3 separate regions of the Homo sapiens genome follow, and regions 2 and 3 are each linked to region 1. Evidence: chromatin contacts called from ENCODE Hi-C or POLR2A ChIA-PET data. All regions are on one chromosome and are shown on one strand. Each heading gives the region's core, a stretch centred on a gene start or an enhancer-like site at or near the end of the contact. The rest is flanking DNA. Distances are from core to core; before and after follow the strand shown.

Region 1 (2,562 bases), core at 25-2,524:
ATATAATGAAGTAATTATACAACTCACCATAACGTAGAATCAGTTGGGAGCCCTGAGCTTGTTTTCCTGCAACTAGACAGTCCCATCTGGAGGTGATGGGAGACAGTGACAGATCGGGCATTAGATATATGCTCCTTATAAGGAGCATGCAAACTAGATCCCTTACATGCACAGTTCACAACAGGGTTTGTGCTCCAGTGAGAATCTAATGCCCCCAGTGATCTGACAGAAGGCGGAGCTCAGGTGGTAATGCTTGCTCACCCATGGCTCATTTCCTGCTGTGCAGCTCGGCTCCTAACAGGCCACCGACCAGTATGGGTCCGTGACCCAGGGGTTGTGGACCATTGTGTTAGGGTGTCTCTCTCTAACCACCTGCATTACAACACTTCTGGAGGAGGAAGCTGCTTATTAGAGATTTCCCCAGCCCTATTCTGAACATACTGTCTCAGAATCACAAGCTGGGGCTTAGCAATCTGTACATTTAACCAGCTCCTCAGGTAGTTCTGGTCCTTGCTGCAGTCTGAAAATGGCTGAAGTGCTTATTCTCTCACTCTGGACCTGAACTTCCCAGTGACCTGGGGAAAATGGTTCCACTTGGGCAGGTGCTGCTGTGCCTGGAACCCCACTGCCAGCTGTCTGTGCCTCATACTGTGTGGGGCTGTGGCAGTTGCAAGGGAAACTGTCATTCCTAGAATCCTAGAGAGAAAGAGACTTTGACAATTATCTGGTTTTAGGGCTCCCAAACTTGGGAGCCTTTAAAGAATCATGAAAGAGACATGAAAAATATAGATTCCAAGATCCAGCCTAGACCAACTGAATCAGAATCTCCAAGAATGGGCCTAGCTTCTATTTTTAACAAGCTCTCAGTGGATCCCTTTGCTATTAGCCTGTGTATAAGAGCCAGTGATGTAGTTCACCCACTCATTTTACAGCTGCAGTAACTGAGGCCCAGGCAGGGAAAGGGCTTTCCCATGATTACTCTGGGTATGCTGATGACCCCAGTCCTTTTTTTTTTTTTTTGAGAAGGAGTTTCACTCTGTCGCCCAGGCTGCAGTGCAATGGCACAATCTCGGCTCACTGCAACCTCTGACTCCTAGGTTCAAGCCATTCCCCTGCCTCAGCCTGCCAAGTAGCTGGGATTACAGGCATGTGCCATAACACCTGGCTAATTTTTGTATTTTTAGTAGATACGGGGTTTCACCATACTGGCCAGTCTGGTCTTGAATTCCTGACCTCAAGTGATCCCGCTGACTCGGCTGCCCAAAGTGCTGGGATTACAGGCATGAGCCACTGCGCCCAGTCGACTTCAGTCCTTTTTCTCAGCAACTGGTGTGTCCTGCCCTGCTTTGCAGTCGGGAATGCTATTCGTTCACGAGATGTGTTGGGAGGACATTTCACAGCTGAAAGTGGTGTCTGCATTTTAAAAGAGGACCTTGGGGAAAACAACATTTAACCCAAAATAACAAACAACTGGTAGTGACATTTCGGGCACTGAGAAATGTTTTGGACTCAAATGGGATGGGGCAAACTTTCCCAATAGCCCTCAAAAGTGGATAAAGCTGGCCACAGAAGTTTCCCTGGAGCTTCACACCATGGAATGCCAAGCTAGAGGTACCCTGAGAGTTCGCATGCTTTCTCTGAGCAAGTTGCCCATTGTAAGGTGGCTGATCTGTGCAGGACCACGTTGGCTCCTGTGACCTCCTGGTGAAGCACAGCAGGGAACATTGGTGCCTGGCTGCTATAACTGGGCAATGCTGACTTGTATCTGGAACCCTGACATCATTGCTAGAGAGTCGATGTCTCTACTGCAGTGATATGGGAGGAAATCCGACCTCATGATAGAGAGTGTATACAGTGCCTAGATCTCATTGCTGGAAAAATAATAGACATTCCCAGATCCTAATGGTCACAAATGAGGATGTAGCTGAGACCCATACTTTACTGGTGGAAGGTGGAAAGTTCTGATGTTGATATGCTTGATAGTTACTTTTTTGGGGGGTGAAAAACGGGAGATGGTAGGTTTTGGGGGGAGCAGTCTCTATCCCATAGATCTCTGTAAGAGGGGACATGGAAAGGGCAATTTCATGACTTGGCCCCCTGACTACTCTGTCTCCGCAGGTGTGAAATGGAGGCGAGGGGTTGTTCAGAAGGACACTGCCTAGTCACTCCCGAGATCCAAAGGGGGGACTGGGGGCAGCAGGAGTTACTGATCATCACAGTGGCCGTGGCGTTCATTATCATAAGCACTGTCGGGCTTCTCTTCTACTGCCGCCGTTGCAAGTCTCACAAGCCTGTGGCCATGGAGGACCCAGACCTCCTGGCCAGGAGTGTTGGTGTTGACACCCAAGCCATGCCTGCCATCGAGCTCAACCCATTGAGTGCCAGCTCCTGCAACAACCTCAACCAACCGGAACCCAGCAAGGCCTCTGTTCCAAATGAACTCGTCACATTTGGACCCAATTCTAAGCAACGGCCAGTGGTCTGCAGTGTGCCCCCCAGACTCCCGCCAGCTGCGGTCCCTTCCCACTCTGACAATGAGCCTGTCATTAAGAGAACCTGGTC
Region 2 (2,562 bases), core at 42-2,541, 240 kb before region 1:
TCCCAAAGTGTTGAGATTATAGGCATGAGCCACATTGCCCAGCCTAAAAAAACTTTTTAATAGAGGAGAGCATCATCTCAGACTGTAATGTGGGGAGGAATGACTTGGGTGTCTTGTTAAAATGAGGATTCTGATTCCGGACTTCTGGGAAGGGACCTGAGATTCTGCATTTCTGACAGGCTCTCAGGTGATGCTCATATTGTTGGGCTGAGGACCACATTTTAAAGACAAGATTTTGTAATACTTACTACAAATCCTTCTTTCCAGAATCTGTTATTGTTGCTGTCTGTGAATAGTCAGGAAACAAGATGAAAAAATCAGAGATGTTTAGAAGAAAGGAAAGACTGACCATTTTCTTTAAGACAGATTTTGCAGATTTGGCCTTAATAAAAGGAGTGGTTTACTAGTCACAAAGGTCAAACAGTCTGCACTGGAAAATCGAGCTGCTTAATTCTTGGTCTTCGTTTCCTCTGTAGAGCACAGTGACAATCCAGACTCAGCGGTGTTTAGAGACTTGGAAAGAGTTTGAGAAGCCACTTAGCCACTTTATTTTCAGGTTTGTAGTTTTGCCTCCCGTTCTCTCCCCAGTAGGTTAAAAATGGGGAGTGGCAGGGCCCGCTCCACATCCACAGAGTCAGTTGAGGCAGGTGTCTGGGAGCTGCACTTTCCACAAGGTCCCCAGATTCTTCCTATGCACACTAAAGTTGAAAAAAATTGAGTTAGCTAATACCCTTTTGGTATAGATTAGGGAACTGGAGCCCTTCTGGAGCAGAGATTTTGCCTGTGGTTTTCTAGCAAGATATATCACTACACCCAGGATTCCAACTGAGGTAATAGACTTCAAATATTTTGAAGTGCTCCATGAAAAATGTAGCCATTGATTTTTGAAGGGAAACAGGAGAGACAAATGGAAGAAATTAATAATCCAATAGCTAACCTTTTACCCAACGGAACCTAGTACTAGGCTCTAATTTCCTTAATGTGTTAGTTATCTATTGCTCCTTAGTAATTATCCCAAAACTTTGTAGTATAAAACAACAAATATATTTATAGTAACTCACACAGTTTCTGAGAGTCAGGAATTTGGGAACAGCTTGGCCTAGTGGCTCCAGCTCAGAGGCTCTCATAAAGCTGCAGTGAGATGTTGGCTGGAGCTGCATTCATCTGAAGGCTTGACTGGAGCTGGAGAATCCACTTCCAACATGTCTCACTCACATGCTTGTTAGCTCGAGGGTTCAATCTCTCACTTTGTGGACCTCTCCTTGTGGTTGCTGGAATTTCTTTGTAATTTAGTAGCTGACTTCCTCTAGTGCAAGTGACCCCAGAAATGGAGCAAGACAGAAGTCACAGTGTCCTTTATGACATTGTGATAGCTTCAGAAGCCACATAACCTCACTTCAAGCCATATTCTATAAGACACACAGACCAACCCGAGACATGTGGAATGGGATTACTCAAGGGCATAAATACCAGAGGCAGAGATCATTGAGGCCATCTTGGATGCTGGCTAACCGTACTTAAAATCCTGTGTTCATCCCATTCACAAATCTAGAGAGGGACTCTTACCCTCAATTTTCAGATGTGGAAACTAAGGCACAGAGAAGTAACATATTGATGATCATGCAACTAGTAGTGCCAGAGCTGGTATCTGAAGCCATATTTATCTGATTTCAGATGGTCTCATTTCCAGAGATTTTAAAATAAAGTATTGGTATAAGTAATCCTTGTGTGAAAGCAAAGCAAAAGATCCAGAAGTTCAAACCAGCCATGTCAATTATCCATTGACTCAAAAATAAGTTTTAAGCACCTACTCTGTCCAGGCACTGTTCCAAGTATTAGGAATCCAGTAGTGAACTGAACAAAACCTCTGTCTTCTGGGAGCTTACCTTCAGACCCTTGATCTGTTAGATATCCTAGAGACTGTAGAATGTAGAGCTTACATGAAGACTAGGAGCCGGGGATCCCTTCCTGCCTGGCCTCCAACCCACTGGGGAACCCAGGCAATCCTTTCTTTCCCTGGACCCAGATGCTGCCTCTGAGAATGCGGCCCTTGGATGAAAGCAGAATCACCTGGGGTAATGAGTAGACATAACAGATTCCCCAGCCCAGACCTGCTGACCAGAACCTGTAGTTTTTGCAAGCTGTAGGTGACTCTAGTGCAGAAAATAATTTTGTGGTTCATAAGTGGGCCCACCAGATCAGCATTGCTCAGAGTATGGGGGCCCATCCCTGTCAGAGTTACTGGTGGCCCTGAGACAAAGCTCATAGCTCAAGAATCAGTGTTTTGAAGGTAGGACTGGGAAAAAGCATTTTAAACTAGATCTCCAGGTGATTCTATTTACTATGTGCCAGACACTGCTAAAGGATTTATAGGGATGATTCCATTGAATACAACTTGTGAGGTAGAAACTCTTAGCTACTCTATAGTTGAAGAGACGGGCTCAGAAACAGGCTTCTGATGAGTCTGATGCCAACCAGGTCCTGCCCAGTCTCTCTGTCTTCTGTCTTGACCCTGAGTGGGCCTGTCTGCTGGCACTGTGTGGGGGTCACTCTACAGGGCTC
Region 3 (2,562 bases), core at 16-2,515, 140 kb before region 1:
ATGGGGAAACCCTGTCTCTACTAAAAATACAAAAATTAGCTGGGTGTGGTGGCACACACTTGTAATCCCAGCTACTCGGGAGCCTGAGGGAGGAGAATTGCTTGAACCTGGGGGGCGGAGGTTGCAGTGAGCTGAGATCTCACCACTTCCCACCAGCCTGGGTGAAAGAGAAAAACTCCATCTCAAAAAAAAAAAAAGAGGTACAAAGTGGTGCTGGTGACAATATTACAGCAGCTAGCATGATCATTTAAAAAGGTACAATTAACAAAAACAAAACAAAAACCACCAATGACTTTTTGTTACACTCAAAACAAAATCCCTAAAGCTTTTCATGATTCAACCCTATTTTTCTCTTGAATCTCATATCCTGCAGTAGCTAAGTTCCAGACACATTGACCTTATTTCTGGTCTTCAAATGTACCCAGTGGCCTAGCTGGTTCCTGCCTCAGGGCCTTTGCGCAAGCTGCCTTTAGCTCTTCCCAAAGCTGGCTTCTTCTTGTTAGGAAGTGTTCTCCTAAAACACCACTTTCTCAGGGAGGGAGCCTCTAACCAGTCAGTCTAGAATGGTCAGTCGGTGTCTCCAAGGTTGCTCTGTAAAATGGGAGTGGTAATCCTCATCTTACCTTCCTCCCTGGGCTCTTTGTATTCATTCCCACCTTATAGCTTAAGTTCCATCTGCAAGGAACTTGTGCACCCCCCTTTTCTCTTTTTTTTTTTTTTTTTTGAGACGGAGTTTCATTCATGTTGTGGTCCAGGCTGGAGTGCAGTGGCACCATCTCGGCTCACTGCAACCACTGCCTCCCAGGTTTAAGTCATTCTCCTACCTCAGCTTTTCGAGTAGCTGGGATTACAGGCGCCCCCCGACCACCCCCAGCTAATTTTTGCATTTTTAGTAGAGATGGGATTTCAACATGTTGGCCAAGCTGATCTCAAACTCCTGACCTCAGGTGATCCGCCCACCTTGGCCTCCCAAAGTGCTGGGATTACAGGCCTGAGTCACTGCTCCAGGCCATTGTGCACCTTTTGAATACATTGTTCGTTTCCGTAGCACATTATTTCCAAACCACTTACTTCACTCATGCTTGTATCCACAGAACCTGCACCATGCCGAGCACTTCAGAGATACTCAAAAATATTTGTTGAACACTGAATCAAGTCAGGGCAGTCTGGACACCCTGCAAACTGTGAAGTGCCCTACCTCCATGATAGCCACCACAAATAGCAGAGAAACAGAGTGAGTCAGGAGGAACCTCATGTCTCCTAGCTTCATGGGTAGTTCTTAAAAAATAGAGAACTGCCTCATAAATTGTGAGCCCGGTGGCAATAACTCAATGAAACCCCATCACACAACAAAACTGAGGTTCTCCCAAAAGGGAAGATGACATGGCACATGAGTCATTGAGTTGATTAAGAAGTCAGTTCTCACCCCTGCTAGGCCAGTGCACCCCAGTGTCTGCTGAATAGAAAATGAATAGAGGGCCAGGCACTAAACGCCTATAATCCCAGCACTTTAGGAGTCCAGGGCGGGCAGATTGCTTGAGCCTAGGAGTTTGAGACCAGCCTGGGCAACCTAGTGAGAGCCCATCTCTTAAAAAAAAATATAGCCAAGCTTGGTGGCACACTCCTATTGTCCCAGCTACTCTGGAGGCAGAGGTGGGAGGATTGCTTGAGCCAGGGAGACAGAGGTTGCAGTGAGCTGTGATGGTACCACTGCACTCCAGCCTAAGCGACAGAGGGAAATCCTGACTCAAAAAAAAGAAGGAAGAAAAAAAAGAAAGAAAGAAAGAAAAAGAAAAGAAAATCTTACATACCTTAGGTGACAATGTATAGAAAAACTTAAGATTTACTGTAAGAGCAGAGGAGATAACCTACTTCCATCTGTCCCTCAGAAGCTGCCACATGCCTGTAATTTCCAGCCATTATCCTCTCATGAGTCCTGGGTGTGCTGTCCACAGAGGACCCCTATGAAAAAGAACTTTAGCAACATCTCATGCCTTAGAAGAGGTTGTTTCTCCAATAAGCCATCTGAAAAAGTAAAGAATGGGGTCCTGAAGGGGAAGGGAGTTCCAGGCGATGGTGGTGTTTGTTATATAGGGGGAAGTTTAGGGGTCTGGGCTCGTGGGTAAGAGAGTGGGAAGGAGGTGTGGTATCCATGCCAACCTCTGCCAATCTCATTTTGCCCCAGGCCACCCTCACACTTGAACCACAGAGAACTGTTCAAATGCCAACTAACAAACACAAGCAGCAACAGAGAGCTGTGTGTGCTGGGGATAACCAGTCCCACGGGTTTGGGTGTAGCGGTGGTTTGGGTGTAGCGGGAAGCAATGCTTGGGTTCTGGAACAGATGGCTTTTAGGAAGCTGAGGAGGAGAGAGAGGGCTACCCCCTACCTCCCTGTGCCACCCTGCCCACCACCCCTGCAACCAGGGCTTGTTAGCCACAGGAATACTTGGCATCAGAGGCACCTCCTGGGGGACTAGACTACACAATGTGAGCCACCGTCCTTTCATCTTGCCTGCCTGAAGGGTGGGGTGGGGTGGACCCAGGGGGCTGCCTCTAGTGC

The links. A loop is a pair of places that touch in the nucleus more often than their neighbours do. ChIA-PET counts read pairs that join two places held with the same protein, here RNA polymerase II (POLR2A). Pooled maps may share reads with other maps.
Region 2: a map of CD8-positive, alpha-beta T cell shows a loop between it and region 1 (1.9-fold over the local background). The contact joins the promoter of ATOX1-AS1 here to the enhancer-like site in region 1. A Hi-C loop is called at or near these places in 14 of 168 maps with a recorded cell type or tissue (CD4-positive, alpha-beta T cell, CD8-positive, alpha-beta T cell, Caco-2 and 9 more), 24 of 37 single-sample maps with no recorded cell type and 24 of 50 pooled maps. POLR2A ChIA-PET finds 5 or more read pairs at or near these places in 3 of 52 experiments (PC-9, T-cell and activated T-cell).
Region 3: a loop to region 1 is called in a map of sciatic nerve, with 5 times the contacts of the local background. The contact joins two enhancer-like sites. A Hi-C loop is called at or near these places in 33 of 168 maps with a recorded cell type or tissue (CD4-positive, alpha-beta T cell, CD4-positive, alpha-beta memory T cell, CD8-positive, alpha-beta T cell and 28 more), 37 of 37 single-sample maps with no recorded cell type and 38 of 50 pooled maps. POLR2A ChIA-PET finds 5 or more read pairs at or near these places in 4 of 52 experiments (BJ, SK-N-SH, activated CD4-positive, alpha-beta T cell and 1 more).

What each region holds. Positions count from the first base shown.
Region 1 is chr5:151,507,168-151,509,729 of GRCh38, reverse strand. FAT2 (FAT atypical cadherin 2) reads left to right here. Exons shown (of 24, transcript NM_001447.3): 23 at 2,119-2,562. It also overlaps a transcript of SLC36A1 not described here. Among named protein-coding and RNA genes, the nearest start is that of MIR6499, 14 kb to the left of the region's middle. Within about 2 kb of position 1,274, at least 3 of the 41 ENCODE cell types and tissues checked have a DNase peak (open chromatin) inside an H3K27ac peak, as active enhancers do.
Region 2 is chr5:151,751,809-151,754,370 of GRCh38, reverse strand. ATOX1-AS1 (ATOX1 antisense RNA 1) reads right to left here and starts at 1,291. Exons shown (of 4, transcript XR_007059008.1): 1 at 1,062-1,291; 2 at 249-698. All of the region lies in intron 1 of ATOX1 (antioxidant 1 copper chaperone), which reads left to right.
Region 3 is chr5:151,646,239-151,648,800 of GRCh38, reverse strand. The region is part of intron 1 of LOC105378231 (a long non-coding RNA gene); the gene reads right to left. Among named protein-coding and RNA genes, the nearest start is that of CLMAT3, 29 kb to the left of the region's middle. Within about 2 kb of position 1,265, at least 3 of the 41 ENCODE cell types and tissues checked have a DNase peak (open chromatin) inside an H3K27ac peak, as active enhancers do.